Regions from separate parts of the Homo sapiens genome. Here region 2 is linked to region 1. Evidence: chromatin contacts called from ENCODE Hi-C or POLR2A ChIA-PET data. All regions are on one chromosome and are shown on one strand. The core of a region is the stretch at or near the end of the contact, and the rest is flanking DNA. Distances in the headings are between cores, read along the strand shown.

Evidence for each region. Hi-C counts contacts between places; a loop is a spot of excess contacts on that map. ChIA-PET counts read pairs that join two places held with the same protein, here RNA polymerase II (POLR2A). Pooled maps may share reads with other maps.
Region 2: a pooled map shows a loop between it and region 1 (6-fold over the local background). The contact joins two enhancer-like sites. A Hi-C loop is called at or near these places in 1 of 168 maps with a recorded cell type or tissue (esophagus muscularis mucosa) and 7 of 50 pooled maps. POLR2A ChIA-PET finds 5 or more read pairs at or near these places in 1 of 52 experiments (activated naive CD8-positive, alpha-beta T cell).

The regions. Positions count from the first base shown.
Region 1 is chr15:58,976,946-58,981,488 of GRCh38, reverse strand. No RefSeq gene overlaps it. Among named protein-coding and RNA genes, the nearest start is that of RNF111, 8.4 kb to the left of the region's middle. RefSeq lists enhancers at 1,562-1,611, 2,002-2,101. Within about 2 kb of position 1,893, at least 5 of the 41 ENCODE cell types and tissues checked have a DNase peak (open chromatin) inside an H3K27ac peak, as active enhancers do.
Region 2 is chr15:59,347,728-59,352,270 of GRCh38, reverse strand. The region is part of intron 1 of MYO1E (myosin IE); the gene reads left to right. Among named protein-coding and RNA genes, the nearest start is that of MYO1E, 23 kb to the left of the region's middle. Within about 2 kb of position 1,995, at least 15 of the 41 ENCODE cell types and tissues checked have a DNase peak (open chromatin) inside an H3K27ac peak, as active enhancers do.

The DNA.
Region 1 (4,543 bases), core at 644-3,143:
TCAAAAAAAACAAAAGTTTCTGATCATTGAAAAGTTAGACTGGATAACCTCCAAAGTGCCTTAAAGTTCTAACATTTCATATTTTGCTTCAGACCTAATTAGATTTATGAGAACGCTATATTACAATTTCAAGTGTGATTTACATACTGGCTACTTAGTTGCAAATTCAGAACAGGAAGTAAAGACACTTTGATGCATTTGCTTGTTATTATTTACAGATCATGCAAAGTTTTCCAAAATCATTTAAAAGTTTCTCTAAACTACATTAGTATTAGTTTTAATTGCACAAACTAATACTTGATTATGATTTTAAGTTACAGGATTGCAGAGACTGTGCTTTGCTCAGTTGAAAGATTATATAGTACATTGTTCTCAGGAGGCTGAGGCAGGAGGATCACTGGAGCCCAGGTACTCAGGGCTGCAATGTGCTATGAACGTGACTGTGAATAGCCACTACACTCCAGCCAGGGCAACACAGTGAGACCATGTTTCAAAAAAAAAAAAAGAAAGAAAAAAATTATTATACAGTACATTAAAAACACTGATATATTGGGGGACTGTTCAGAGATAAAGATATAGAAGAAGAAGAAGAAAGAGAATAAAATGAAAGTGCCCATGTGCTAAAAGGGAATTTTAAAAATTTATTCGATAACTTGAATCCAAACACCTTTAGCAGTCAGGGCTTCTGATAAGATTGTAATTATTTTTGACTTTTGACAGAACATAAATCACTATTATGCAACAGAAATTTGTAAATATTAGAGATTTTAGTTTAATATCTTAATTTTAAAATTTGCTTAAGTATTTTTAAATTCTGAAAATATCAAGTGATTAAGGTTGACAATCACGAAACTCTGAAACCCAATCTATTTAAATTATACCGATAAGAAAAATCTATTTTCAAACCGTTCACAATTTAGAATTGAGTTAAACTAGGAAAGAGTGCCACCTACTGAATCAAAATTGCTTAAACATCTCAACATTAAGTTCATTTTGCAAAACCTGTAAAGCTCTAGCATTTTTTTCCTCAAAGATGTACGTTTAAGATAATCTTCATACAGCAAATATTGTTTTATTTAATGAAATTTTCTTTTTCAGTAGCAGATAACAGACTAGACTGGCCACAGGTGTTTATCATCCCAACATCACCCTGACAAACGAGAAAGGAATTAAAAACGTACAAAACACAAATGAAAATGGGAGAAGGTCATTAGCAAGCAAGTTATTCCACCTAATATCTGAAAGATAAAAATCAGAGGACTAGTGATTGTTATAGCAAAGTATCAAAGCTACACCAGACCGGGCAGGGTGGCTCACGCCTGTAATCCCAGCACTTTGGGAAGCCAAGGCCGGCGGATCACCTGAGGTGGGAAGTCCAAGACCAGCCTGACCAACATGGTGAAATCCCATCTCTACTAAAAATACAAAATTAGCCGGGCGTAGTGGTGCACACCTATAGTCCCAGCTACTCAGGGGACTGAGCCAGAAGAATCGCTTGAACCCGGGAGGCAGAGGTTGCGGTGAGCCAAGATGGAGCCATTGCACTCCAGCCTGGGCAACAAGAGCGAGACTCCGTCTCAAAAAAAAAAAAGCTACACCATTAACTACTGTCAAAGAAGGCTGCACCAACAAGCAAGCTGCTATGCTTTGCAGAATACAAGACAGGCTATGGACTCAGGCCAAAGGCAAGGGAGGCCAACAGTAAAATGTAGAAATGAAACCAGAGGAGATTAATCATAAGTCTCTCTGGGCACAATCCCGTGAAACCTTTTCACCTCTCTCTCACCACATAAAGAAAATGTGGCATCTAGGCTTTTAAGTCCTAGGCTAAAAACAGGAGCAGGGAGTTCTGTAAAGAAACACATTGAAGTAATTGAGAAGAACCAGAACAGCTGGTGAGACAAGCAGTGATAAATACTTCACATTCTAAGATGTATAGGCCCCACCTGCCCACACATGCCTGGTGGTAGGCAGCACCCTTCCACACAGACATCACACTTAGGGTTTTCTTGGTTTTGGTTTTGGTTTTTTTTTGAGACAAGGTCTTGCTCTGTCGCCCAGGCTGGAGTGCAATGGCGCCATCTCGGCTCACTGCAACCTCCACCTCCCAGGTTCAAGCGACTCTCCTGCCTCAGCCTTCCGGGTAGTTGGGATTACAGGTGTGCACCACCATGCCCAGCTAATTTTTGTATTTCTAGTAGAGATGGGGTTTCGCTATGTTGCCAAGGCTGGTCTTGAACTCCTGGCCTCAAGTGATCCACCCACCTTGGCCTCCTAAAGCATTGGGATTACAGGTGTAAGCTACTGCGCCCAGCCACATTTAGTTTTCATAAACTTTTTTTTATTGTTTGTTTTTGTTTTTGTTTTTTGAGATGGAGTCTCACTCTGTTGGCATGGAGTCTCACTCTGTTGCCAGGCTGGAGTGCAGTGGCGTGATCTTGGCCCATTGCAGCTTCTACTTCCCAGGTTCAAGTGATTCTCCTGCCTCAGCCTCCTGAGTAGCTAGGACTACGGGTGCACACCACCACACCTGGCTAATTTTTGTATTTTTAGTAGAGACAGGGTTTCAAGTCCAGGTTTCAAGCTGGTCTTGAACTCCTGACTTCAGGTGATTCGCCTGCCTTAGCCTCCCAAAGTGCTGGGATTACAGGCATGAGCCACTGTGCCCAGCCGATAAACGGTTTTTAAATGACAATAGAGAATGGAGATAATTCAAAAAACATAAGAGGGAAAATATTTTAAACTCTCTAATATCCTCAGAAATTAAAAATGATACTGCATTCTTACAATAGGAAAATGATGTTATTTTTTAAAAAGGAAGAAAGAATCTTTAGAGATTAAAATACGATTCCTGAAATTAAAATTCAGTAGAAGGGTTAAAAGATAAAAGAAAGACAATATTCCAGCATATAAGACAAAAAGAAAAATAAATGTGAAGGAAAGGATAAGAGAGATAGAAGTCCAACCCTAGAAGTAAAATATCTAATAGAAGCAAGGTACGGTGGCACACACCTATAATCAAGGAGGATTCCTTGAGCCCAGGAGTTTGATGCCAGCCTGGGCAACACAGAGAGAGCCCCATCTCATTTAAAAGAAAAAAAAAAGTCTAATAAAAGTTCTTCCAAGGGAGAACAAAGAAAATGGAAAAAAGAAATTAAAAAAAAAAAGAAATAAAAATGTCCCAAAACTGAAAAGGAATTCTAAAATTCTAAAATCATGTATTCATTCACCCATTGATGGACACTCAAGCTTCCATATTTTGATGATCATAAATAATGCTGCTATGAGCATTCATGTACAGGTATCTGTGTGAGTTCCTGTTTTCATTTCTTATGGGTATATACCTATGAGTGGAATAGCTGGGTCAAATGGTAATTCTATGACTATCTTTTTGAGGAACTGCCAAACTGATCCACAGTGGCTGCATTGCACCATTTTACATTCTCATCAGCATTATATGAGGATTCCAATTTCTCCTATCCTTGTCAACACTTATTATTGTGTGTCTGTTTAATTATAGACATCCTAGTGGGTGTGAAGTAGCATCTCATTGCAGTTATATTCTGTTTTATTCTTTTAATGATTGCCTTAGCAATTACCACATTCATCCTTACCTATTAAAATCTAGTATTGTTACATTTAATATCCTCTTGATCAAGAATCCATAAATTGCTTTAAAATATTTACCAGCTGGGCACAGTGGCTCATGCCTGTAATCCCAGCACTTTGGGAGGCCAAGGCAAGTGGATCACTTGAGCCCAGGAGTTCAAGATCAGCCTGGGCAACATGGTGAAATCCTGTGTCTACAAATAATTTTAAAATTAGCTGTGTGTGGTGGTGCATAACTGTAGTCCCAGCTACTTGGGAGGCTGAGGTGGGAGGAGCATTTGAGCCTGGGATGTGGAGGTTGCAGTGAGCAATGATTGTGCCACTGCACTCCAGAGTAAGACTACTGTCTCAAAAACATAAACAAAAAAAAAATCTACTATATACACTCCCTCCACACACACACATACCATTTGTGATATTTTGGCCATTTACTGAAATTCTATAACATTTAAACCCCACAAGACTTTATTATTGTTTTTCACACCCCCTGTTTTCGCAGTCAATATGATTTTTTTTTTTTATTTGACACAGAGTCTTGCTCTATCGCCCAGGCTGCAGTGCAGTGGTGCGATCTTGGCCCACTGCAACCTCCACCTCCCGGGTTGAAGCGATTCTCCTGCCTCAGCCCTCCTGAGTAGCTGGGATTACAGGCTCACACCACCAAGCCCAACTAATTTTTTTTGTATTTTTTTTTTAGTAGAGACAGGGTTTCACCACATTGGTCAGGCTGGTCTCGAATTCCTGACGTTATGATCCACCTGCCTCAGCCTCCCAAAGTGCTGGGATTACAGACGTGAGCCACCGCGCCCCGCCGCGGTCAATATGATTTAGATTTATCCTCATAATTATCATTTTCTTTGGTCTTCATTGATTTCTGCATCTCTGATTTTTCATGCAAGATAATTTTCCTTTTACATGAGGAATAATCTATAGA
Region 2 (4,543 bases), core at 746-3,245, 370 kb before region 1:
AGCTTTCAGATATGCGACTCAATCATCTCTAATTATCCTGCTCAACCAAAAATTAAAGAGCGATTCTTCCAAGTGGAATCGAGGGAAACTTTTCTCCTGGACAATTCTGGAGGGAGTCCAGCTATCCTTAAGGAGATGCACAGAATAGGCTGTTGCCGACAGCATGCTTGGAAAACCTATCAACCCGGGGTGCCTCTTCCACGGCTGCTGTCCATGCTATACTTTCTCCCATTACTGATCCCTCTGAACTAGTCTATCAAACCTTCTCCTAAAGAGGGTGAGAACAGATTTTGTCAGGCCAGAGAGGAAGAAAGAGATCCAGAATGGGGACGATCAATAGCATGAAAATAGAGAAGGGCATTGAAAAGAGCCCAGCCTTCAGAACACTCCAGTCCTGGCGCTGGAGAACTGCACCTTACCTTTTACTCCTACCTGGTTTTCCTTTTAGAATTCCCCCAGGCATCTATGCTGGAGACAGTAGTGTCTTTGTCTGTTGTTCCCATCCCTGCCTTGCTCCTGCCATTTCCAACGTCCTGTGAGTATATCTTCACAGGACTCCCCCTTCCTTTTCACAGTGGCCACCCTAGTTTGGATGTGCATTGTCTTACACTGGGAACATTATAAGCGTTTCTTAAGTGGTCTTCACTCTTATCCCCCGGTAATTCACAGAAATAGCATCAGCGCAATCATCTTCTAGTAACACGGCTTTGCATCTGTCACTCTTCCTCAAAAACTCTCAGTTCCTACTGGGAACAGTCTAAAGACCAAAATGCATTACGGTCTAAATTAAACCAATTACTGGTTGCATTTATCCAACTCTATTTTCCAGTAGTCCTTCTCAAATAAATTCCGTGAGGGCAGCCTACATGCCTTGTTCCTGCTATTAGCTCCTAGCACAGTGCTTGTACACAGTGGATTTTCACTAAATATTGATTGAATGAACGAATGAACTTATTCTCAGGTTTATGTTTTATAGTCTGCCTAGAATACACTCCTTGGTCAGGCCATTTCCTGTGACTAGATTTCCCTTCCCTTTTTTCCTGTTCATCTGAATCCTTAAAAAACCAAGTAAGGCCGGGTGCGGTGGCTCACACCTGTAATCCCAGCACTTTGGGAGGCCGAGGTGGGCCGATCACGAGGTCGGGAGATCGAGACCATCCTGGCTAACACGGTGAAACCCTGTGTCTACTAAAAATACACAAAAAAATTAGCTGGGCGTGGTGGTGGACGCCTGTAGTCCCAGCTACTCTGGAGGCTGAGGCTGGAGAATGGCGTGAACCTGGGAGGCGGAGCTTGCATTGAGCCGAGATCGCGCCACTGCACGCCAGCCTGGGTGACAGAGCGAGACTCCGTCTCAAAAAAGACAAAAAACAAAAAACCAACCAACCAAACAAACAACAACAACAACAAATAAAGACTCATTTCCTGGAAGCCTCTGATTTAACTCGTGGAGATCATTCCCTTCTCCAAATTGTGGCCCTTACCATAGAGTTATTTATTTGTGACTAAACTATGTCATCTTGCATTGTTATCTGTTTTCACACAGTCTCTTACAGCCCAAGTAGACTGTAAGCCTCTTGAGATCAGAGATAATTTACATTTCTTTATATTTTTCAGAATTCACCATCTTTCCCTTTGGCCTTCCCACATTCCTGTACACTCTCGACATTCCCTGGTTATCTGGCAGTTCATATTGGGGAATTATGGTTAGCTGTGGATCAGGCCTCCTCTCCCCACTTTCCTCTCAGTAATGCATGTAGTCTCTGAGGGCAGACACTACATTCTCCTGTGTCTTTTCTGGTTTATTCAATGATAGAGGCTGTACCCTTTATCCTTTTCAATTTCATCTACATTCTTTTCCTTCTCCTGCTCAGTTCTTGGAACTCCCATTTCTGAGTGTCTACGACTACAGTCATGGTGAATAGAAGGTAATGAAACTGTGAGTCAGTGTATCCTCTAGCTGGAGTGTGAAGGTGAGTCAGCAGACAGCAGCAGTGGATCTCTTCCACCCTGAGGAAAGGCAGGAGCCTGCCTGGTGATCAGGGAAGGAGGCCCTCCTCCCCACATTGTTTCCTGGAACTGAGTAGAACAAATTACTTAACTGTACTTCAGTTTCATTTGTTAAAAAATGAAGTAAGAATAGCTTCCATTCTCTTTTCATTCAAGTGGTGATGTATTGACAATTAATAAGAAAATTATAAAATGCCTTAGATACCACCATTGGGACTATGTAACGCACCACAACCTGGTTGTGGCTGAGGCTCTGTTCTAGCCACCCCTCCTTTCTGACTACCACATCGCCCTAAAGTTAGAGGCAATAATAGAGTTACCGCATTAGTGTTTTTCTAACAAACCTGTTCAAGTCCTGGCTCACTAAATTTTAGGGAAATGATATCATTTCTCTCCAGTCTTTTAATAGATTGTCTTTGAAAGAGTTGCATGTTGCCTGTTAAGGAAATGCTTCAGTTGGAAATAATTGAGTAAGGTTAGAAATGGTTCAAGAAAACAGACACATCCCTGCTTGACCTGCTCAGCCTCAAACTTTCATATCTCCTAGTTTGGGGAGGGATGGATGGCAGATGTAGAGTGCCTCAGTTTTTGTTTTGCAGAAAGTTATATCATCATCATGTAGAACAGACATCACAGAACGAAATTAATTAGTAATGCATTCACTGAATTTGGGCAGGATAGTTTGCTTATTTGAAAAAATTCTTGGCAAGGATGAGGATGATTTCTCATCATCCTCCTCCCTAACTCGCTGGGTAATTTAAAGAAGGTTTGTGAGTTGAAATTTTCTGAATAGAGTGGGTTCAGTTTACCCTTTTTTATATGGTAGATTGCTAATAGTGCATTACTGGGAGTGGAGGAAAGACACCCTTTTCTGCCTTAACCCTGAGCTAGAGGAATCACAGCCTTGTCTAGAAGCTAAAGACATAATTATATCCATTTCATATGCAGTATGACAAAATCATTAGAAAATTATAATTGCAAATAGAAAAAATATAGGAGGCATATGCATATATACCTAAGATGTTTATATGGGAAGTTATGGGAGGAAAATGAAATAATTACTAATTAATAATTACTATTAATAAGGTTTCAAATGATCCCCTTTTTTCCCCTTGCCTGGGTGTCCTTCCATCATGTCCAAGTCTTAGATCAGTTTCTAGATCTAGGCTCAACAAAATTCCCTCCCCTGGACCCCCAAGCCTTCCCAGATAGTCACCTTCCTCTTCCATATGTCCATGGCACCTAGTTTGAAATGTTCTTACCTCATGCATCATGTTCTGCCTTGTGTTAGACCCTTTAAGCTTTTGTGTCTCATTAAGATATTGAACTCGGCTGCGTGCGGTGGCTCACGCCTATAATCCCAGCACTTTGGGAGGCCTAGGTGGGCGGATCACCTGAGGTCAGGAGTTTGAAACCAGCCTGACCAACATGGTGAAACCCCATCTCTACTAAAAATACAAAATTGGCCGGGCATGGTGGCGCATGCCTGTAATCCCAGCTGCTCGAGAGGCTGAGGCAGGAGAATCACTTGAACCTGGGAGCCGGAGGTTGCAGTGAACTGTGATCGTGCCATTGCCCTCCAGCTTGGGCAACAGAGTGAGACTCCATCTCAAAAAAAAAAAAAATGATATTGAACTCCAAGGAGCAGAAGTTGTTTCTGACATATAGCCAATGGTCTTTATCCAGCTAAAATTCACCCGTAGTGCTTTTTAAAAATGACAACCCTTGGGCACCATCCTAGACCAAAAGGATTCAGACACAACTGTATTACTTTTCAAAGCTTCCTGGATGGTTCCTAAAAGCAGCCTAGGTTGAGAGCCACTGTTGATGGATGTTTAAGCATTGTGGGCTATGCCATAATTTGATGCAACACCAAATGCAAACTGATCAGGATGTATTTTTGCCATGCTGCAACACACCATGTAACTTAGGAAGTTTTGTGGTTTTGGCGTTTTTGGTTAGGGAGGGTATTATTTAATACAGCTGACTTGAATAAATAGGAAACTAGTTCCCAGGGGACTTTACAAAAGGTAAGCCTTTGTGTGACTAGCACCTGGGGGGTTTCATCGCTGTCAAGGCTATGGTAGTTTTACCACCTGCATTCTCTTACCTCCTCCCCACTGTGGCATTGACCCTAGACCAGAGGCCTCCAAAACATGGCGAGGCATCAAAACCACCTGAGGAGGTGATTCAGCAGGTTTGGGATGAGGCTTCAAAATCTGTTTTTCACCAGGGTTCCAGGTGATTCCAGTGGAAAAACTGATAGGAGAGCCGCTGCTTTACAGCTGTGTGGAATTGAAAATGACGTGGGTCTTGGATCATAAGCAGCAGGGTGTTTTTCTTTTCCTAGATTGTCTTCCTTAACCCCAAATTATGTAATTACATACATATTTTCTCTAGAACTTTTTTGTATTTTTAAATTTTAGCTCCTTATGTCACCCGAAATTTACTTTTCTGGTGTGAGGGGTATAATTTTTTCCAAATGCATGGTTAGTGGTCTTAAAAATAATTTATTCACTGGTGCATTCTTTGT